Linked DNA regions of Homo sapiens: all the other regions are linked to region 1. A link is a loop called in an ENCODE intact Hi-C map of the cell type or tissue named here. Cell type or tissue: OCI-LY7. All regions are shown on one strand.

Region 1 (8,000 bases):
CACATTAAGGTGTAGATAATGCCAAATTTGCAAAATGCCTCCAAACGCTTATAAATTCATATCCTCTTGGTCAGGTACATTAATGAATATAAATGAATTTTTGAAAATTCCGGGTTTTGAGTCTTATATTTAAATGTGTAGTTTCACATTATTTCCGCTAAAAGGTGTTCTGAAATCTTCTTATTACTTAGTACAGTAGGGCATTTACTTTTGTTGCCAATAGTCTTCAAATTGCAGTTCTAATCTGCTTTAACTATCTAGATGAATTGCCCTAATCCAGTGCTCACAATGGCTGTGGTTAAGGAGTCAGAGCCATTTGATTGGATTCACTGGCTGCTTGGAATGTGGGAGGTACTGCCCTTTTGCATTCCCCTTAGCCTTTTAATCTTCCAGCCAAATGTTCACATTCAACAATTTTGTTTAGCTGGCAATCGGAACATTTCAGTATCTAAAAGGCTGCTGTCATGGCAACTGAGATTAGAGCGTGGTGTCGTTTCTCCAGTTTTTGTGTGTTCTTTTCACTTTCCAGTCACAGAGGAAACTGGGTGAAGAATGGAAGAATTAAATTATTCATATACATGCAACTCATCTTCAGTTAGAGCAGTATAAATGTGATAAATATGAATTACATAAATGAAGAGCAAACAAGTCATGGTGGATCTGGGGTGGGGGAGGGAAGAAAGCACACTGCAATTTAGATTCACTTCTGATCCTATACCAGAGGAAGCTGTGCCACCAATCTTAGCCACTGGAGTTGGCACAGGGGCCCCTCAAAGGCTTGGATCCAGGGGCTTGGATCCTGTAGTGTTGGCCATTCTCTGTCAAGTTGGGCGTTGGCTCAGGATCTCAAACATTATTCCTTAAGGCTTTCCTCCCCACCCCCACTTCACCCTGAGAATGACTTCTCTTAAGAATGCTTTCATCCTTGGCACACAGAAATGGCACTCCCTTGCATGAATGCCACCCAGGAAAGTAACTCTAATTCCACTAACTAGTGGTTGCATCAAATTAGGCATCAATTTAGAAAATGCTTCCTACTGATGTGAGAATACCTATTTAGAAAGTAAAGATTTAGTAGGACCAGAAGCTTCACCTGAAAAAATATTTCAACACTGAGGTTTTTTGACATTTTATACAGTGTTTTAATTTCCTTCAGCCTGGCTTGATTATCTGAGTTTGTGAAGAGTAAGTGCCTGGAGAGTGAAGATTATTAATTTTCAGCAATCAGATGTGGCTCGTGAGGGGCCACATGTGAAAACCAAAGGGGGGAGTGTATGTGTGTGTGCATTTTTTTTTTTTTTTTTTTTTTTTTCTGGTTGGAAGGTTCACAGGAGATTCATAAGACTTGCTGTCACCGGTTAATTTTCATAGCATGCATGCTTAAATGTCTATTTTTGGTCTGTTTATTCTGTTTCTTCACTACACAAAGTCATGTAAAACATGATAAATTGGACCTTATGAAACCTAATTAAATCAATGAGTGTTCTACTCCTTTATGTGGAAACCACAAGTATGTTGTAAAAGTCGCCACTCCCTTAATACGTGAACAAAATCAAAACATGCCATAATTCTAAGATGTTTGAGCTATATTTCTGTAGCCCATTTTGTGGTTAAGCCACCAGTGACATGTCTGAATAAGTAGATTTGATGGGTTGGCTTTTGGTTGTTAAAACCTGCCTCTCCACCTTCCCCTCCTTTCTTGTGAAGCATAATAGCCTTGTATTGAAGCTCTTCTTTATGTATCCTCCTAGCCATCTTACAGTTTTGACTTATCAGATAGGGAGGCATTCAGCTGGGCTTTATAAATAAACAGTTTATATGTAAAGTTGATGGGTTTATTTGATTTCTGGAAAATTCAAAAATATATACAAAAACTCAAAAATCCTAAAAGTGGCTGATACTTAAACAGAAGTGAAAGGCACAAGAGGTCATATAGTTGTGTCTCAATACCTATTCAGGGAAGAGAATTATTTCTGTAATATCATATTGCTTTCATTAAGATGGCCCTGGTCATAAAGGTGGTGTCTACAAATGGACCTGTCCATAAAGGATATCATTCATTTTATTTTATTCTTTTGTAGAGTCCTTTTTATACTTCACCAGGGAATTCTGGCACATTTTCTAAGTGAGTGTGAGCAGTTTAAGAACATATTTTGATTAATGAGTTTTGTGGACATTATGCTTTTTTTTTTTTTCAAATATAGTGTCCCATATGAATTCTGCCTAGAGTGTAGTGTATCTACTGTGAAATAAAAGGGCAGAGGGGTCACTTGCTATAATTAAAGAACAGAGTCCATTGTTGTCGGACAGCAAACTGTTTTGAAAGCTACATAAGAGGTTTAGCTGTTAAAGACGTTGGTAACTAAGGGTGGCGTCCAAATCAGCATTGATCCAGCTCCTTACTTTTCTATAGGCCTCCTCACAGGGTGACAGGGCTTTTTGAGGGAGGGGGCTGCCCTTTCCCCAAGAACACATGGAACTTAGGTATTTGTGTAATCAGACCCATCACTGAATTCTGACTTTGGTGTGTGAAATCCGTTTGCTTTGCTGGAGAGAGAAGGAATATGCATAACTGATCAAGATTGTCCTATAGGAGATAAATAATGTTTTGCAACTTTTAATAACTTTGCAAATAGTCTGTAAAAAACGGTGGGGGGAGGGATTGATAGTCCAAATGTCGTGAGGTTAAGAATGCTCTTCAAGTGAAATTGCTTGGCTGCAAGATGGTTTTAATTAGACTGTTATAAAGACTTATTTTTCCTAAGCAGCATTTTATAGTTAGTAAATGAAATGTATGCCGAAAGTGCTAAGCAGAAATCTCCCTAACCACAGAGGTGTTCAATAACCAGATTCGAACAACATGGAAAGTACCATCTGTTCTTCGTTTTCAGCGTGAAAAAGAGGGATTGAATGGCTGCGATTTGCTCCAGTTTCGACGGTGTCTGTGTGTGCGCGTGTATTCTTTTTTAATTTAAAAAAGTTCACCTGGTACTTCATAGAAACTTGAAATTGCAGTAATATGAGCAACACTGTGAAAACACATGTTCCTGCATTTATTTTAACCAGTTCCACTTTTATTTAAAAGATTTCCAGAAGCCCAGCCATTGAACACTTTATAATGGTTATACAGTTCCTGCAGGCAATCACAATGAGCGGTCAGCTTTTCCAAAGATCTGACTATTTAGTCAGTACTTGAATTATTCTGTCAATTTTCCCCCTGGAGGCAAGGAGGGGAAAAGGCTCTCACGCCAACTCTGGTCAGCGTTTATCAGTTAATCTAATTGTGTGTGATATTGCTGTGGACTGGTGTTTACTATACATAGACCTTGCTCTTGTTCAGAGCTGTAATCTAGGATTGTTGATAATGAGGAAAATATCCTTTTAAGGAAGGGTAACTTTTGAGTCCTTGACTTTTAGACACTAAGAATCTTGGTTCTGGGTTTAGTTAGAGCCCTGGGTAAAACATTATCCGGCCTTTGTTTGAGGTCTTTTATTGAAGCTAATGACTGGGCTTGTGCCTCCCTGAGATAAATGACATTATCTCTGAGTGGCCTGACAGGAAACAGACATGTTAATGGTGAAGCTGCGGGGAGGATCTGCTTGGGTTCTGACAAAAGAGTCGAGAAAGGGACCCCTGGTTGTGGTCATTAACACATAATGCATTCTTGCTCTTCCTAAGAGGCCCTTGATAATTGGAAAGCTATTTTAGCCACAAGCACTTAAATCATAAATCTACTACTCCTAGTTCTTTGCATTCTTAAAAGTAGCAAAGTAATGTGTTTTTTGTTAACAAGTGTGTGATCTGGTTTTTTAACGTGGTGGCAGCTCTAGGCTGCCTGGGTAATGACGTGTGGGAGAGCTGCACGTTGAATTGTTTTTATCAGTTGAGATCCTTCTTTGTCTTTCAGCATTGCTCAGCCATCCCTCTACTTTAATAAAGTGAAAAGTGGGTACAGAGCTGAAAATAAGTCATTTTTATGCTTGAAGATGTCTTGTGGGAGGGGGATAAAATCTGTTTCATAAGATATTGTGCAGTGATTTGAATGTGATGAAACCTGACTTGGAGTGTATGTTTTCAAAAGTCATGAGTATAATTGAGTTTCAATGCAGTTTAAACTCTCTGCTTCTTGAAGGAAGATAATTGCCACATTGAACACACTCTAGAGGTGTAGAAGAGGTGGCAGGATCATGTTATTCTATTCTTTAATATTAAGCACTGGAAGTTTTTCATAGTAATTACTGCAGCACAACATAGTTTTGATTGCCAGCACTCTGAACTTGCCAGCAATCTGAACATCAAGGGTTTTGCTTGAATACAAAACACTTTATTCCTAAATTACTTGTATTACATTCCTGTGTTATATGGAAGTCAGAACTAAGGAAATACTGGGCTATCCTTGTTAGCAACATCTTAGGGAAAATAACCCTTCTTCGCTAGGATTCTTGTTGATAAATGATCATAATACTCTCCTAATGTAGTCATTGAAGATTAAAGGGATGGAGAACAGGTGAGCTCCCTGCCTCAGTGATGACTTAGACTGTCATTAGAGAGTAAGTAATATGTGTATGATATTGGTGCCCTGTAACTGGTATGTCATAGGTGTGTGTATATAAATGTTGTAACTGCATATACAGATGTTGGATTGGGAGTATTTAGTTAGTATGGGTTTTATTCTTTAAAAAATGTTCACTGTTGGTTTTACGTTCCACTCTGTTGCAGAATATATGGACCTCTCCCTCTGTGTCTAATTCTTTCTCCCAACTGCAGTTTCACTAGTGACTACTTGCTCCCTGTCACAAGTTCTTTTTAATTTAAGCTCAAGGTTTTGGCAATGGGAACAAAGCCTTTGCAACTGAATGAAAGGTTGTTAAACTATTCATAGTTGATTGACCAGCAGTTGGGCTGTTTGTAATGTTATTTTGAGAGCTCAAAGGATATGCAACCTCTTGCATATCCAAAGTGAGACTTTGCTCCTAAAGCTGAATTTTGCATATTTGCTAAATTTTTCTTGGAAATACCTTTGGGAATGTAGTAGAAAAGATGATGGGTTTTGCCTTAAGAACTGAAATGATCACAAAGCAAATACTTATATTTTGCTAGGTCTGTGGGCCTTGAACCACAGGGATCCCATCTGGTATTCAGAAGGCTTTTCCCCCCAGTGAAACTAAATGAAAACTTAAAGGTATATATTGTAACTGTAATAAAGAACTCAAAGGAAAAGGTGTTTCGGTTAGAACAAATAGGTTTGAAATGATGAACAAATACTTCTGTGGATTTTTCAAAGCCACTTACTCTTCTTTCTCATTTCCACCCCCCGACCTAGTTTGAATATCATTCACTGTGACTATTCCAACCCAACTACTGAGCTTTCTGCCTCCTGGGAATCCTCATTGTCAGCTAGCACCTTAAGAAAAATGTGTCTGCAGGGACATTTAGGCATATTCCAATAATGCCACATGAATGTAGCTTTTACAGTTTAAAAAGCAAGTAAAAATATATTGATTATATTTTGTGTTGTACATAATGATTTCAGAAAGCAGATATTTAGGTTGTGGAATTGGCTTATTATGCTAACCAGAGAGCAGATGGCATGGTGCCACAGACGTATAATTTTACTTAAAGGGACTTTTAAGGTTTTGATGTGTTTTCTTTTCCTCTTATTTCCCTGATGGCTTCTTTTCATTGAAGGGTAACTTAAGGAGACCTGGTAGCAATTTTACTGCCTTCCCCTGACAGTTTGAAATAATAGCTTGGTCTTTGGTTGCACTGATCTTCTACCAGTCAACTCGATTCTGGTTTTTGTCATGTGGCAGAGAATTTTTAAAAAAAGTGTTAGTAGTATGTTTTAAGAAGTGGACTCTTTTATATGCCTCAATTAGCAACAGACGACAAAGTTCCAATTGGTCACACTTTCATAAACTCCTGGAAGTCACTGTTTGTCCTTTTGATTAAAGAAAACTCCTGGTTTAGTTTCTTAGGAAAAGCACATCTGGCCCTCTGGCCGCTTTTGGTATACCTTTTTGTCCTTCGCATTAGTCACTGAAGGTTCAAAGGTTGTGTCTAAGTTGTTCCTAGTTAGGTTAGAAAATTTTCCCCATGCTGGAGGAAATGTACTTTTTTTTTTTTAAACTACACTCATCATGTGTTTGGATTCAGCTGGCATAAAAGTACCTTTTGTTTTTGTACCTAGATTTTACAGTTTTATCCATTATTCACCTCACACATCATCAGGATGAGTTGGAAAGCATCTTCTAACTTTTTTTTCCAAAGCGTGCATAGCCAGACCAGTTTACTTCTGGATTTCCTGTCACTTCCTTGGCTGATTTTATGGATGGCTCATGTTAAAAACAACAAAAATGTTTGAACTGGAAGGGTTGAAGCCTTGGGTTTTCATTCTTCATGGAGAACTGTTTATTTGTGTGTGGTTCACCACAGTACATGGATAATGCTATCAAATCTGTGCTTTATTATAGGCTTATGACTAGCACAGCCGCACTTTAGTTATGTGTTCCCGTGCTTTAGTTATTTGCCAATTCTTTTGTGATGGAAATGAAATTAGAGCTGAATCTTTGCAACGAAGGGGAAAATAGGCACAACAAATAGAAACTATCCCTTGAGCCAGTTAAGAAGTAAGCAGTGGTGATTAAACATGTTTTTTTTTTTTCAAAATAAGTGAAACACAGAGGAAACTACTTCCTTTTAGCTTTTCTGTGAAGTTGTGTGGAAGATGAGCTCAACATTTTGAGAAGTGGAGGCTGCAGCTAGATTTTATCCCCTTGTATCGTTTGACATCTTCAGTAATTGAAAAGCGATTCGTATTCCCAAATTTTTAAACTTCTCTAAAGGTGTAATTTGAGTTAAGTAATATTGTTTGTTTCTGCCCCCAAAAGGGAGCAACATGATGTTAAAACAGAGCAGTTGAGCCTCTCCGCATCCAACTCCATTTGGTCAATTGTCTCCATTTACATTCCCTGCCCAAATCTTTCACCAGCCTTTCCCATGATGCCGCAGCAGATGCCAGACACTGAAGTAGAAAGGGAGCAGCTGTTTCCAAACATTACTCCATTGCTGTATTATCCTCCACAATCTGCTTTCTTTTGCTCTCCCCTTCCCCCATTCTTAAAATAAAGAAGCCTTCTCTCCCTTTGACTTTTGCATCCTCCAGTTTATCAGTGTGCAGGTTTTCTATCTTATCAGTCGCACTGGTTTCTTCAGCAGGTCCCTTTATTGTTTTCGCTATGGGAGCAGATGGAGGGCCCTGGGCTCCTGGGGGCGTGGCCGCTGGCACCTCGGGCCCGGGGCTGCGCGTTCCCGACGGGGCGGCGGGGGCGTGCAGCCGGGAACGCGCCCTTCTTCCCGCCAGGGACCCGTTTATGGCCCTGAGCGCTGTAAATCTGTCAGCTCTTCACGACGCCTTCACCTCTTTCTTCATTTGCTCCAGCTTCTAGTTTGACAACGTTCCCCTGAGGCAGAATTCTAATCTGCTTCCAATTAGTTGCAAAATGTGACTGAAATTTCCACATTATGACTGCTGTTTTACTTGCACGCACACATCTAGAAACAAATTAATGCTCTTGAATATTTATTTTTTGAGCCCTTGGATTTACTTTAAGAGGAAGAGTTTCCAACTGTTTGGAATGACTTCCAGGATTTGCATTTTTTCCCGAAAGCCGAATATACTGGGTACATTAAAACAAAACAAAGCAACTATGGTTGCCCCCCATCACTTAATAAGACTTTTCCATCTTTTCAAGATTTCCCAAAATGTATTGCATATGTTTAAGTAATGCAAATAAATTTTGTAGTATTTCTAAAATAAAACAAGGATGTTTGGCTAAGGAACGGTCCCTATGCAGTGTTTTAATAAAAGAGAAATATACAGACACATTTCCTTCTAAATATAGTTTAAGTATACTTTGGCCAAAACACAAAGACTTTTGTTCCACACGTTTAAATTCTTTCATTCAATATTCAAAAGCTGTAAACCCAAATAAACGAA
Region 2 (8,000 bases), 700 kb after region 1:
GATGCTAGCTACACTACAGCAGTTCGTGACAAATTGAGAAGTATATGGATATAGCGATAAATAGTGAATGAAAATAAACCAACATGTACGTTCTTTTCCTCTTTTCCCACAGACAGACTGTCATGAGGCACAATAGTTTTGTGGCCTCTCAGAACCTCCGTTATGTTCCAGTGATCAGCTGTAACTATTATCAGGGTGGCCAGGTAGATAATAGTTCCATCCCTGTTATTGCTTTCCCTGCCTTCCTGCTTCACTCCCTTCTTTGTGTCCTTTTCCTCTGGGATTTTACCAAGGCTAATATATGCCATCATATCTTATTCTCTACATTCTGTCCCAAAGTAAACTAATTCATCTTCACTTTCAACAATCTACCCAGTACCTATTTCCCAAAGGGGGCATTTTATACAAGTAGTAAAAGTCTTTTTGGTAAATAAACACATTTTATTTGCTTTGACTGAGGTCAGGAACTAGTTGTAGGCCCCATATTGGACTATTGTAGTTGTAGGTCCCAAATTGGACTATTTTCTGTAAAGGCATTAAGACTGAATAAAGACACAAAGACATAGCTATAGAAGCAATGGCTGCCCCTTCAAGCCAGTTGGCTCTTTTTCTACAGTTTTAGATTTTGTAAACAGAAGAGACCTCAACACTGCAAGGATACTCCTGGGTCAATTCATGCCAGACTATAGTATGTTCAGACCTGTAAGAAGCAAATTCAAGAGGCATTTTTTTGGCTATTGAAATGCCAATTATTGGGATAGTTTAATGCTCCCTTTTCTGGTACAATATTCTTTTTGTTAGCAACAGACAACAGTACTGTATTTCAGAGATTGATAACTTAATAATGTAGGACATCAAGATTATAAAAAGCAGATGTCCAGTGGCTATGTTAATTTAGTACTATCATTCCTAAAACTTATTTTGCTCCATTGACAAACATATCGTTACTAGTGATACATAGCAAAAATCAAGAGAGAAAGAGAGATACCAAAGTTATGCAGTATTTGATTACTCTGTATCTTATGGAATGTATACTCTTTACATTATTTTCACATGAAGTAAATTATTTAAAATTTTTTAGGGGCAGAATGTCACCTTGACTTGCAAGGAATAATTTCTTATTATGTGTATTACATGTATTCTGGTCAAGTTTCCAAATCTTAAATTTATTTCCTTTTATATGAAATGTTAAAATAGCATTTTAAAATTTTAATTTGAGATGACACAATTGGTATAATATAATCATACAAAAAATACTATTAGTATTTTGTGAACTTAAATCAGGCAAAATTTTTAATCAAACAATTGAGAAGCAGAGTTGGTTTTAATTTTTAAATGGACCTAAGCCCTTTTTAGTAGCTTCCAAACTTACATCAAACTCAGCCTGAAAAAGAGAAAGAAAAAATAAAAGGAAAGAAAGCATAATGAAAAAGAACAAGAATATTACTTTGAAACTATATCTTAGTGAAGAGGAAAATATAGAAAAATAGGAAAAGGAAACTGGATATTTGCTTTTAAATTAAACCTGAATCCTCTTCTTTGCTACCTGGTGTACATTTTAGATAAGTCACTTAGCTGAGTTCTTTTATTGGTCTTGGGATCTATTTCATTGCTCACTACAAATTCCAAGGTGGTTTTAATATGATTTATGTATCTGTTACATTGGAGGTTAACAGCCTCCTAAATTAAATTACTCTTGCCTTACACTGAAAGGAAAAAAAAAGACTCCTTTTAGGTAAAATTGCATTTCCTTTAAGTGAAATAACTCATTTACAGGTTTTGTTTTTCAAGTAGGTTTTTGTTTCTACAAGTTTCCAACACTGTAGAAACAAAGAAAGGTGATCAAAGAAGTATATTCTCTGTAATTTCTTCTAAATATGCCAAAAACATCTCTATTTTTGCCAAAAAAATCTCTATTTTTAGGTGTTATCTAGGGCTTGCCTTAGGCTTAGAGTTTTCTTTATTTCTTTAACAATGGCTTGCAAGACAGAAAGAACTAGTTTAATTTCTTTGAAGAATAATTTTCATAATGGGAAGGTTTTCCCCACAGAAAATTTGGAAAACTCACTCCCAGCAGACATAAGGCTTTTTTAAACAAAAGTTACAAAACTTTGGATAGCTCACTGGGTAGAGGACAAGATAATGAATCTGAAGCTCTTTCTGGGATTTTTATTTTCTTTCTAGAAGACATAGTAACATCACAGATGCTGATGCAAAACCTGGCACCTGAGAGATTACTGAATGTATGTCCAATAAACAAACGTATAATGAGAAAACATTCAGTAAATGAACACCTACAGTTTATCTCTTGCCACTGTCACCTTCTAGGGACCTAGTCTCTTTATTAGGAAAAACAGGTGATAATTCAGAGGACATTCCTGCTGAAATAAAGAATCTCTGATAGACGTGTTGCTGGCTAGTTGCCCTTCCTATGTGCACATGTGATAACCTGTCCTTGTACTTGTCATGGCTGTTTAGCTTCTCTGCTTCACTAGAATATACAGGGAGAAACAGCTTAGGATGTGATACAATACATACATATTGGATGGCATAGTGACCCATCTCTCCTAAAGCTTGTAGTCATAAACTGTGAATTTATTTTTCTATCTTGAAAAATGTACACATTTTTTAGACTTAGTTGAAGACATCATGAATGTGTTTCATAATTAATATAGCTTATTTCATCCATTTTTCACATAGTTATTACACTTTCAATGCTATAATTCTTTTCATCTGATATACTGGGGCACCATATTGAAACTTATTAAGTGGACAGGGGTTAAAGAGAGGGTATGAGATCGAACTTATGGGGACTCCCCATTTCTAGAACTTCCTGAGGGTATTCTCATCTTTTAAATACCCCAAAGCCTATAGCAAAATCAGTGCCCATTAAATATTTGTTGGATTAGTTAATTAATATTTTTTAAAACAGGGTGAAATGGATTACAGAAAAGATTTTTTAAATTGAGGGCAAGGCATCGCTTTAGCAAGGCTTTTCTAGGACTTGTCTTTGTGGATAAAACCCATTTGGTAATTGCTCAGCTCTCTCCTTAATTTCATCTCTAAAGACAGAGTCAGAGTCCTCAGGAATATTATACTGATTATTAATATTTGCTTAAGTATTTCCACTAAATATAAAGTAGATAATGACAGTGGAAATACATGGACATAGTTTTGATTGGTAAATAGAAAATGATTCTGTTATTATTTCCCATGCTAGTAAATTAAATCTATCTTTTGGAGACCAGCTACATCTCTTGCTATGAAAATTTTCTTAGTATTCTTTTTATCAGGGTCGACTTAAAAGGCATTGCCAGATTTCTATGCAGACTAAAATACATACACTGATGTATTTTTCTAATGTGAGTGAACAAGTGAATGCAAAATAGGGAAATTCAGTAACTAACATGATAAAGTGGTGAAACCATGAAAAACACCAGATTGGAAAAAATAGCTGAGCGGGGGTTTTCAGTTCCCTTAACAACCAAGTAGGCAACTTGATTAATGGTGCAGATTGCAGGCAATTCAGTGACCACCTGAATGAACATAAGCAGAGCATAATCACCTGACAAATAGTGGCCCGAACGTTCTGCTTTTGAAATGAGAACTGAGTAAAACTCACATCCTAGCTGAACCAAATCACCCGGCAGCCTCAAATTAGACACGTATAGAAAGAAGTTTTTAAAGTTTCTAAAACATAGTCTAAAATATAGTACTGATTTACATTATCAAAAAGCAAATTAAGAATATGTCTACTTGTAAATAAGGAGTTCAGAGTGGGAAAATAGAGAAATATTCTCATTAGATTATTGCCCTCTTTCCCAGAAATAGATGAAAGACTTCAATTCTACATCAGGATCACTATTTCTATAATCTATAGTTGTTGTTTCTTTTGTTCCATTTTTATGTTCTCAACCATTTATCAACAGCTAAAGAGACCTATTAATCATTTTCTCTAACTGCTACACTTCATAGTGTATCAATTGTAGTCTTGAAATAAAAATAAGATAAATGATTTGGCATGAATTGTGGCCTGATGAACCAAGAACAAAGATCTGACACATGGTAGATCTAAAATTCCTGCCTTATGTTTAAAATGCGCACTTACTAGACTCTTCTGATTTGCCATTTCCTTCCTATTGGCATTCGGAAAGAAGTGCAGATTATAGAATAGGGAAGTTGAATCCAAATTAAATTGCATAGTGCTTGTAAAACGAGAATAAATGTGCCCAGTAACAGTAACACTATTCTTTTTTCTGTCTTTCAGTCTTTCATAAAGGAAGTACCAAATCTTGCCCATACAGGGTACATCACAATTATTATTGATCTTATGTATGAGGCAGGCTTCTCTGCAAGGTTACACAGCACCATGGGATGAATGATAACATTTTACTGAGTGACCAAGGGCTTTTAGTAAAGCCGGTGTTTTGTCTGAGTAAGCCCAGAAAGGAATATGTTAATATAAAAACCTTTAGAAAGATTACTGTTTATAGGTATTAAATGGGCAGTAAAATGATTAGGAGACGTCTAAAAATGTGAAAGAAGAAACATGATGTAGTTAATTTATAATGTTTAACATATGAGAGACTATGTTTTGATCCTGATTTGTGCAGAGGGCCAAACAATTGCCCAATGCAAGTGTAACTTTCTAGTGTACAGACCTGGGTCACAGAGGGCCAAAACAGGGCTGTCATTTTATTATTCCCTTGATATTTTAGTATGCAACTGACAAATACATTTATGACCACTCCCTGCCCTGTACCCACGCATTGTCAGTAATATTGCCAGGAGATTATGACCTTGGTTCTCACTGTGCCCATACAGCTTCAGCATTCTTCCCAACACACTCCTATTTAATCAGGATCAGCATAGGCTTGAGGGATCAATCCCTGATTATTTATTGTGATGTGGAGCAGCTAATTCTGTATGCCTTTTTTTTCTCATCTTTTAAAAGGCTAAGAGAGGATATAATAAAATAAATAATAAAATAACTATCATATGCAAACTGCATGTATTCAGTATTTGCTCAGGAACACAGAAGCTCTCTCTGCACTCTGGGTATAAGTGGTTTTAATATAACCATTAGGGGCTTACATGTGAAGAACTGGGGAGGTGAAGATCAAAAGAGCCACCCCTGATAATCTCAGCCTGAAGTTCTGAAGCAGGTGGTCCTCAAGAGCTCCCGGGAAAGCTGATGTGAATCTCATGTCTGTCCGTATGTCTGGGTGCAAATGTCTCAGGAGAATAATGCCTACCCATCCCTTCCACCCCACATTTTCATGTGAATGCCATTCACCAGTGAATATTAACCTGAAATCATGGAGGAAAGGGGATTCTGGGGGCGGTAGTTCCCGACTTTTCTATGATGCAGAGAACTTGCAAGGCGGTGCCTCTGGCTCTCAACTGCTCTTTGTTTTACATCTCTTCATGATACATTTTTGAGGGAATTCACCAGTTCTTAAAATTTACTAATTCTCTAATTGTGCTTATTTCAGCCTTTTTGTAACTTAAGAAGATTTTTTAAGTTCTTTTTTTTTATTTTCACGGTTCCTAATAAGCTTTTTCACATAGCTCACATTTTTCATGCCTCATTTCTCCACATCTTATTTTATAATTTCTTTTCCACTTTGAAAACAGATGAAATGAGCATCATAAGTATCCTCACTTTAAAGACTGTCAAAGTGCTTTCTAAAATTAATTTTATTTGGAATAAATTGATGGTCTCATTGTTGATTTTCTTGGTTGTCAGTAGCTCTTTTCTTTGGCCTCATTTCATGGTGGGTTTGAAGAGAGTCCCTGGCTTCAATTAATAAGACTGGATTGTGCCTCCCAGCTTAGATTAGGCATTTCTAGTCCCTGTTAACTTTTCAATAGCCAAGATTTTAGCCAACCTCCCCAAGAACCAGAAAGCTCTGAGTTTCAGCTTATTACTGGTCTGTGTTTTTGTTGCACTTCTAGTGCATGTAGATGTTTATATAGTTTTTTTTGAGCTCAATTACTCTTAATTGATTTTATCTGCCATTGCTCTGTCTTTGGAAAAGAAAGAGGTGATATGTTTAAGTGTGAAATTATGGAGCCATTTTAACCAAAGGCCTGTTTGAGACATATTTAAATATCTTAGTTTTCTGTATTTCACCTCCTTCTTCAGAAATTTTAATAATTCGTGCCCAAAGGTTTCCTGTGGAATGTATAAAATGGTCTGCAGATGTTCTGGGACAGTCTGGATTTTAAGTACTATATGTCAATAAAGAATACACATGTAGTAGTAACTAAACTTGCTTATTTATATCATTTTTTGTTCCCCCAAAGATTTTTAGGGCAATACAAATGCTATTTAAGTTGCATTCCTTTCTGAAAATTTTTAAAATAAATTCAGAAATTAGAAATAATTTTTAAAAGAATATGTAGTGTGTTTTTTGGTTCTGCAAAAATAACTTTAAAATCAAGAACAACTCTACTCAGCTCTCATGCCTCAGATAATTATTTTCTCTCATTCCTCACTCAAGCTTCAGCCATTTCCACACCAAAATAACCCATTAAATTAAAAATTGGAGTATCCACACTTGTACCCCGACTGCCCTGACATCTGCGGATCTTCCCACTTCACCAGCACTGAAGGGTTTGCCACCATGAATCATGCAATCAGTCAACCACTGTTCAGAATATCTGAATTTGAAAACCTACTTAGAAAACAAAATCAATTTTCAATGCAACCCAGGAACTGTTCAAACCAAGATTAGGAAGTGTGAAAAGACGCTCTCTGGGACTTGTTTGTTGTTCCCAATTTAGTGTTCTGGAGGAAGTTGGTACATATGAAGAACTTTAATTTGTGCTAATAAAGATGTATAACTCATTTGAATCAAGCCTCTCTTTCATCTTCTCTTTTGTTCCATACTCAATTATTTGGACCATTCATAATTTTTAACATTTAAAAGGGTTTTGAGGCCGGGTGTAGTGGCTCACGCCTGTAATCTGCACTTTGGGAGGCTGAGGCAGGTGGATGACCTGAGGTCAGGAGTTCGAGACCAGCCTGGCCAACATAATGAAACCCTGTCTCTACTAAAAACACAAAAAATTGGCTGGGCGTAGTGGCACATGCCAGTAATCCCAGCTACTGAGGAGGCTGAGACAGGAGAATCTCTTGAATCCAGGAGGCAGCGGTTACAGTGAGATGAGGTCACGCCACTACACCTGGGCAACAGGAGCAAAACTCAGTCTCAAAAAAAATAATAAATAAATAAAAATAAAATAAATAAAAGCTTTTTGAGGTGTGGGTATCATATGGGGTGAAAACATTGCCTAATTCAACAAGTTGATTGTTTAGCAAACTTTGACAGGCAACGTGAACTGATCTTATAGGAGAGATTGTCAGGGTTTTTTTCTTTTTTTTTTTAACTTTAATATAACTTTCAATTTTTTGATGTGTTTTTCTCTTTTTGAGTTGCTCAATATCATAATAAATGGATACATAAGTCCTAATGAGAAGAAATCAGGGAAATAGTACTTTGAATTTCTTGTAATAAACATTAATCTCAGCCAGAACTTTTAGCTTCATTCTTTTGTGTATAAATTTGTTATATGAAATATTTTTCCTTTTGAATACATGTTTCTAATTCATCATGCTCTAGGACTTAAAGCAGAAAAATCTAGCTGAAGGCCCCAAGTTAAGCAAAGTATATATAATTTTTTAAATTTTCATATTAATTGTTTAGAGTATTTTAAATAAATGTTTCATAAGAGTAAGATCTGCAGTGGAATGAAGCTTCGATGAAACTCTTACTGTGCATCCATAGGCCTTTTCTGACAGCTTATCCTTTACAGAACTGGGAATCCTCATTACTAGACCCAGCAGGCAATAGGAAACTGCCTGACTGATAACATTTCTGTTATCTCTTTTAATAAAAACTTAATTTCCTTTCTTTCTTCTTATACTGTCAGATATCGGCACGTTATTTATTTTCCTGACAGTTACTGGTCAACTTGTGAGCACCTAAGACTTT
Region 3 (8,000 bases), 800 kb after region 1:
TGTGCCATTTGCTAAGACTGTTGGAAAAACACAGTATTAGGGTGGGAGTGTCCCAATTTTCCAGGTACTGCCTGTCACGGCTTCCCTTGGCTAGGAAAGGGAATTCCTCAACCCCTTGTGCTTCCCAGTTGAGGTGATTCCCCACCCTGCTTCAGCTCATGCTCTGTGGGCTGCACCCACTGTCCGACAAGCCCCAATGAGATGAGCCCGGTACCTCAGTTGGAAATGCAAAAATCACCCATCTTCTGTGTCACTCATGCTGGGAGCTGTAGACAGGAGCTGTTCCTATTCAGTCATCTTGGAACCTCCCAAAAAGGCAAGTCTTATACAAAAGACACAAAAAAAGGAAAGGCAATGAAATAACTAAAGAAAAGATGAAAGACATTAAAGGAAGCTCAAAAAGAAGACCAATGTGTGTGTTGGTGGGAGGTGTACATATATACTCAATAGATAAATCCTTTGGCATGAAGTTTAGTACTTCTAAAAAAAATAGAAAATAATTTATTGGTAAAAAAAATTTTAAATTCTGAAAATGCATATTGAAAATATTCAACAATAACAGAAAAAATAATAGCCAAATACCAAGAATTATTATATATGTTTGTAGATTGAAAAGAAAGTACAAAGACTTCAGTTTCTCTTCTATAACACTAACCACCAAATAATAAAAGACTATTACAGTATTTTAGATGGCTTTTTTTCTTATTGAAACCCAATGTTTTGAGTGGAGGAGAGAAATCAATATGCAGAGAGGGTCAAGGAAATCATAAGAAAGAAGGAAGCAGTAGCTATTCCTAGAGTCTCAGAGACTATATTGTACTCCTGAATACTTCTAATAAATTACCTTTAAAGTAATATTTGTTTATATATTCAGTAAATATTGAAGGTCACAAAGAAAGAAGGAAATCCAATCATAATTCCACCCCCATAGACAACTGCCAATAACATTGTATTTTGCATATAGTTGCATATGCTTCACTATAATTGAGATCACAAAATACATACTTTATTATGCTTTGCTTTTTCTCACTTAAAAATATGTGCTGACAGCTTCCTAAATTAGCCTCAGCTTAAACCTCCCCATCAGCTTCAAATCCAACTTCCTGGCTGGCAGCCCCACATGGATATGAAGATCAACATATCTAAAACAAAGGACTTGATTTAAAGCATCCCATTTCCTACACTTTCTATCTCTTCATCTCCCTTATCTCAGAAATTAGTATCACTTTCCACCTATTTTCTCCTTAAGCCACAAACCTGGAAATCAACCCTGACTTCTCTTTTCATGCCCCCATCCAAATTATTAGAAAATCCTAGCCATTCTACTTCCAAAACATGTCTCAGATATTGACGCCGTTTATGAAAGAAACTGCAATCTATTTATGCCACTTTTCTTTCTCACCTGGACTACCAGGTAGCCTCTTGTCTAGTCTTCTTACTTATGCCTCTCTTTCATCAATTCTCCACTCAAAAGACTTTTTATTTTTGCAACAACATAAACCAGATTGTGTTTAAAATCAGTTCAAACACTTACATGAGAAACACTTTCACTACGAAACAAATCTAAACCCCTTGCCTTTGAAGCCTTGCAAAGCAGTGAATGGACAGATCTCTGACTTCTATTCAGTCTTCTACGTCCTGACTCCCCTATTTGCTGAATGTGTTTTTTTTAGTCCTGCAACCTTCCATTAATCCAAAAACCATATATGCAGCTCTAGCTCTTTCTAGGGTCTTCACATGCTGTTCCCACTGCCTGAACTGTTTTTCTTTCCACTTGTTATATGACCGCATCTTTCTAATTAATTTGGTTTTATGTTTCTAACAGATTGATATTAGAAATATCATCCCTTTCATTTACTTGGTATTACATCAAGGTTTATGATTTTATATTTGTTTGCTTCTTTATCTCTTCCACCAGATTATAAACTCAATCCAGACAGAAACATTGTATATTTTATTTATCTAGGCATAGTTAGCCCTTGCTATGATATTTGAAATTTAACAAATTCTCAATAAGTATGTTTTGAAAAAATAAAACCTGAACTTTTTCCATGTTGTTATACAGGCGTCAAAAATGTGATTTTTCTTCACTAAAAAAATTCAACACAGGAAAGAATTGTAATGTATTAAATCATTCATATTATTACACATTTAGGCTTTTTCAGTTTTACACATAACAAAAATGCTGCTATATTCAAACATTCTTATCTTTAACTACTCTTTAAGAAAAAATTATTAGGATCAATGGCTAAAACTAGGACCCAGGTCAAACTATATAAACATTTAAGTGGAGAGTTAGAGTATGTTTCAGGATGGTAAGTTTGGATACTTTGAGTTATCAATTTTTGCCAAAATTATTAATTAGCTTAACACTAGTTTCCCAGGAAAATTCCAGTGGGGTCACTCTACTACCAATTAAGATGTAGAAAGCCACAAAAAGACTGTTGCTACTATCCTAATAATGAGAACAAGCTGGATAAGCAATAAGATTCTAGTTTTGTTTTGTTTTAGTTTTTAAAATCACAAAGCCCAAGGCACAAAGATATCTAAATGAGGTAAATTTTAATCATGATAAGCTCATCTGAGGAGAGAAAAACTTTGGGGGTTTTTAGCTTTGGAAGAGCTGTAGGACAAGAAGAAATCCACCGCAGATGAAGGTAAAGACAAACCAGCTAAAATTGTAATGAACTTCTAATGCCTATAAACGTAAAATACTAAGCCCCCCACTGACTGAAGGGACGCCCTGTGGCCAAGGAAACTCCAAAAAAACCTTAACACTGAGTTCCCAGCCGTGACAGGACAGCAGGTCAGACATATCTCATTATACCTTCTCCCTTTTTGAGTTTAGACACAACTGACCAGCATTCATGTTAAAAATAGAGATTGTATGGCTGAAAGAACAGACTTTTTGGGGCAATAAGATATCAAATTAAAAACAGGACCAAAGGGCATACTAGACAAATGTTAAGCCACACACCCCTACATTTAAAGAATAAATCACTGATATAAGAGTTAAGAAAAAATCACTTAGGCAGAGAGCAAGGGTATGGGAGTCCTCAGTAAGGCTTTTATTTTTAATGAAAAGCAGCCCCAAATCATTTTCTAACAAAAAGCACCCTGCAAGCTGGAAGTTTGCACAGGTGGATGCTGGCAGGAACTAAGGATTAGGTATGTTCAAGATGGTGGTTCCATCTTCCCTTCTTTGCCAGCCAGGTGTACTGTAAAGGAGCAGACAAGATGGCGCTAATCAACTGGAAAGCCCAGTTGCATAAAAAGATTAGGCTTCCCTGCGCACCATGCAAACGTCATATCTGATCAAACCAATCTATGAGCTCTATGTAAATCAGACACCACTTCCTCAAACTGGACTATAAAACTCGATGGATTCACCACCAGCTGGTCTTTTCCGCTTGGAGACCCCTTCCTCTATAGAGGAAGCTGTTTCTCTTTGTCTTCTCTCCTACCCATTAAACCTCTGCTCCTAAACTCCTCATGTGTGTCCATATCCTAAATTTTCCTGGCACGTGACAACAAACCCCAGTGTATACACACCCCAGACAACATAGCCACTTCAAAATGGGGGCTCGTCTGGGATACCAATGTATAACATTCATCAAAATGATGAGAGTAGAGGAGAGGACTCCAACTCTGTCCTTTTATTCTGAGGCTTTTGGCCTTCATTTTAGAACCAAATAAAACCAATTACTGGAATCCCTTCAGCCATTTAAAAATGATTAGCATGAATGCCAGCCTTACAAGATTCGGGAACAGGCTTGCTCGGAAGAACATGGAGAATTCTCCAATACCCAAGGGTTGCTGGGCATATTGGCTATGTTTAAACCAGCTTCTTTTCATGAAGGACTTAGCCGTCACGTGGGACTGGAAGAAGTCCTGTGGCAACTGAGGATTTCTGGCCAGGGGTCCCGCCAGTGTTATCCAAAGACTTCTGGACTCACCCCAGCCTCTGACCGCCCCAATGGGGTGTCAACAACAGGATCTCCCACTTTCCTATCATAATTTCTTCCTTTTCTGTCCGCAATCGTCGTACCTCTTATCCTCTCTGTGTATGCAATGTGTGGGAAGTTCTATAGTTCAGGGAAGTAATCTTGTTTGGCAAGATCAAAGAATGTAATAGTAACTGGAAATATACCTCAGGGGAAGGCATCTTTGTGATTTTCTAAGGACAGAGACCGTCCCCAACCCCCACCCTGCCGCCTGGACACTGAGCATCTCTCTTTGCCCTTGGTCTGGAAAGCACGTGGCATTTCCAGGTCTCTCTCCACCCTTGGTCTGGAGAGCACATGGTGTTTCAAGGTCAACAGCACCACCTAGTGGAATAGAGATCCTCTCCATGAGGCACATTGTCAGTCCTTTACTGAAACACCCTTGCTTCCCAATTCTCTTCCCTTTTTGCGCCTCTCTACTAAAAACCAGGCTTCGTGCTGCTTCTGTAAATGGGAAAATTCGGCCTTCAACGATTAGGGGTAAAATTCCCTCCAAAGCCAAATTTTAGTCTCAATACTGTCCCATCAGAAGGAAAATGGTCATTTGGTTGCTACATTCTTTTAAGGCACTTATTCTGCTTCTATTTAGAGTGGCACTTAATTAGAAAGGAGATTTTAAGTTCAGAAGTTAACCGGAACCATTCTCTAAGAGTAAACACTTCAGCACAGGCCATAATAGCAGGATATAGAGTTCAATCTAGCACACCCCCTTCATTAAAGGGGCCTTGACCAACTATTATGTAGCTTTTCTTGAGATCCATTTTTCAGGGAGCCAGGCAGGTCACAAAAGTCTAGGAAGTCAGAGAAATCACAGGCAGAGAACTAGAGCCAGTTGGGTGAGCGCGACTAACCCCAATGGCTTAGTTCCTCTGGTTCCATGGCTGGGGGGGGTCACACCTGCCACCATGAGTCACATGTTCAACAAGGTGCCAGGACCCAGGAACCATGGGGAGAAAACAGCAGGGGGGATGCCCCCACTGTCTTCCTCTCCATCCCAGGTCACACCAAAAGGAAGGAGACTAACGAGATGAATTTTTCTCACTTCTGTTTCTAGCTGGGTATCATCTTCAGCCTACACTCCCCTGGAGTGCATTCTGAAGCACTGCAACTCCTTTCACCCTGAAACTTTAGAGAAAAAGCGGCTCATTTTCTTTCGGACAAGGGCATGGTCTTCTTATCCTCTTGAACCAGCTTGGCCTGTGGAAAGGAGCCTTAATTTTAATATTATCCAACAATTAGATCTTTTTTGCAGACAGGAAGGCAAATGGCCCAAGGTGACTTCTGTACAGGTTTTGTTGTTGTTGTTGTTGTTGTTGTTTGCACTTTTTTTTACACAACCCAGTGTTGCTTGCCAAGGTCTGAGAGACAACCCAGACTTTGGCAAGCATTACAAAATCAACCTAGCTGTTTCAGTAGTCCTATCAGGCAGGCCTACAGAGAATGATTCTCCAAAGTTAGAGAAGCATCTGCCAGGGCAACAATCTGAGGATCCCCCTTATTTGGGGCCCTCTCAAGTTTCCTTCTTATTACAGGACCTTAGGCAAATAAAGGGAGACTTAGACCAATTTCTAACGACCCTGATAGGTATATAGAAGCTTCCAAAATTTAACTCAGGTATTTGACATGACAGGATGTTATGCTGCTCCTAAGTCAAACCCTAACCACAGCGGAGAAGCAAGCAGCTCTGTAGGCAGCAGAGAAATTTGGAGATGAGCAATATAGCTCCTAGAGTAGGACTAAAAGAAAAAGAGAAAAAAATGAAGGCAAAGAAGTAGGGAAAACATCGTTCCCAAGAGGAAGAGAGGCAGTACCTCTTGACAACCTTAACTGGTTTCTATGATAATTTTCCTTCTTTTGTGGCTTAAAATGGCTCCTAGGATTGCAACCCCTGCCTTTTTTTGTTTTCCATTTGCTTGGTAGATCTTCCTCCATCCTTTTATTTTGAGCCTATGTGTGTCTCTGCACGTGAGATGGGTTTCCTGAATACAACACACTGATGGGTCTTGACTCTTTATCCAATTTGCCAGTCTGTGTCTTTTAATTGGAGCATTTAGTCCATTTACATTTAAAGTTAATATTGTTATGTGTGAATTTGATCCTGTCATTATGTTGTTACCTGGTTATTTTGCTCGTTAGTTGATGCAGTTTCTTCCTAGTCTTGATGGTCTTTACATTTTGGCATGATTTTGCAGCGGCTGGTACCGGTTGTTCCTTTCCATGTTTAGTGCTTCCTTCAGGAGCTCTTTTAGGGCAGGCCTGGTGGTGACAAAATCTCTCAGCATTTGCTTGTCTGTAAAGTATTTTATTTCTCCTTCGCTTATGAAGCTTAGTTTGGCTGGATATGAAATTCTGGGTTGAAAATTCTTTTCTTTAAGAATGTTGAATATTGGCCCCCACTCTCTTCTGGCTTGTAGGGTTTCTGCCGAGAGATCCGCTGTTAGTCTGATGGGCTTCCCTTTGAGGGTAACCCGACCTTTCTCTCTGGCTGCCCTTAATATTTTTTCCTTCATTTCAACTTTGGTGAATCTGACAATTATGTGTCTTGGAGTTGCTCTTCTCGAGGAGTATCTTTGTGGCGTTCTCTGTATTTTCTGAAACTTAATGTTGGCCTGCCTTGCTAGATTGGGGAAGTTCTCCTGGATAATATCCTGCAGAGTGTTTTCCAACTTGGTTCCATTCTCCCCATCACTTTCAGGTATACCAATCAGACGTAGATTTGGTCTTTTCACATAGTCCCATATTTCTTGGAGGCTTTGCTCATTTCTTTTTATTCTTCTTTCTCTAAACTTCCCTTCTCGCTTCATTTCATTCATTTCATCTTCCATTGCTGATACCCTTTCTTCCAGTTGATCGCATCGGCTCCTGAGGCTTCTGTATTCTTCACGTAGTTCTCGAGCCTTGGTTTTCAGCTCCATCAGCTCCTTTAAGCACTTCTCTGTATTGGTTATTCTAGTTATACATTCTTCTAAATTTTTTTCAAAGTTTTCAACTTCTTTGCCTTTGGTTTGAATGTCCTCCCGTAGCTCAGAATAATTTGATCGTCTGAAGCCCTCTTCTCTCAGCTCATCAAAGTCATTCTCCATCCAGCTTTGTTCCGTTGCTGGTGAGGAACTGTGTTCCTTTGGAGGAGGAGAGGCGCTCTGCTTTTTAGAGTTTCCAGTTTTTCTGTTCTGTTTTTTCCCCATCTTTGTGGTTTTATCTACTTTTGGTCTTTGATGATGGTGATGTACAGATGGGGTTTTGGTGTGGATGTCCTTTCTGTTTGTTAGTTTTCCTTCTAACAGACAGGACCCTCAGCTGCAGGTCTGTTGGAACACCCTGTCGTGTGAGGTGTCAGTGTGCCCCTGCTGGGGGGTGCCTCCCAGTTAGGCTGCTCGGGGGTCAGGGGGTCAGGGACCCATTTGAGGAGGCAGTCTGCCCGTTCTCAGATCTCCAGCTGTGTGCTGGGAGAACCACTGCTCTCTTCAAAGCTGTCAGACAGGGACATTTAAGTCTACAGAGGTTACTGCTGTCTTTTTGTTTGTCTGTGCCCTGCCCCCAGAGGTGGAGCCTACAGAGGCAGGCAGGCCTCCTTGAGCTGTGGTGGGCTCCACCCAGTTCGAACTTCCCGGCTGCTTTGTTTACCTAAGCAAGCCTGGGCAATGGCGGGCGCCCCTCCCCCAGCCTCGCTGACCCCTTGCAGTTTGATCTCAGACTGCTGTGCTAGCAATTAGCGAGACTCCGTGGGGTAGAGGTTGCAATCCTAGTCTCTGATAAAACAAACTTTAAACCAACAAAGATCAAAAGAGACAAAGAAGGCCATTACATAATGGTAAAGGGATCAATTCAACAAGAAGAGCTAACTATCCTAAATATATATGCACCCAATACAGGAGCACCCAGATTCAGAAAGCAAGTCCTGAGTGACCTACAAAGAGACTTAGACTCCCACACATTAATAATGGGAGACTTTAACACCCCACTGTCAACATTAGACAGATCAACGAGACAGAAAGT

The links. Peaks named below come from ENCODE experiments on the same cell type or tissue, not always from the same donor. Only the 100,000 strongest peaks of a DNase experiment are listed, where the experiment ranks them.
Region 2: it touches region 1 in a loop (4-fold over the local background); 2 of 110 quality-filtered maps call a loop at or near these places.
Region 3: a loop joins it to region 1, with 5 times the contacts of the local background. A loop is called at or near these places in 10 of 110 quality-filtered maps.

What each region holds. Positions count from the first base shown.
Region 1 is chr5:124,734,707-124,742,706 of GRCh38, reverse strand. The region is part of intron 2 of ZNF608 (zinc finger protein 608); the gene reads left to right. Among named protein-coding and RNA genes, the nearest start is that of ZNF608, 7.9 kb to the left of the region's middle. RefSeq lists enhancers at 1-554, 3,452-4,059, 4,668-5,277. In OCI-LY7, CTCF peaks have their summits at 1,091 and 3,201 (motif pointing left); DNase peaks (open chromatin) are centred at 726, 1,346, 1,646, 7,316 and 3 weaker places; H3K4me3 peaks cover 7,941 bases; H3K27ac peaks cover 7,768 bases.
Region 2 is chr5:124,030,653-124,038,652 of GRCh38, reverse strand. No RefSeq gene overlaps it. Among named protein-coding and RNA genes, the nearest start is that of LINC01170, 400 kb to the left of the region's middle. RefSeq lists an enhancer at 3,315-3,364. In OCI-LY7, no CTCF peak of the experiment used is centred here; a DNase peak (open chromatin) is centred at 3,522; H3K4me3 peaks cover 2,164 bases; H3K27ac peaks cover 3,695 bases.
Region 3 is chr5:123,933,705-123,941,704 of GRCh38, reverse strand. No RefSeq gene overlaps it. Among named protein-coding and RNA genes, the nearest start is that of CSNK1G3, 430 kb to the right of the region's middle. In OCI-LY7, a CTCF peak has its summit at 4,326 (motif pointing left); a DNase peak (open chromatin) is centred at 4,304.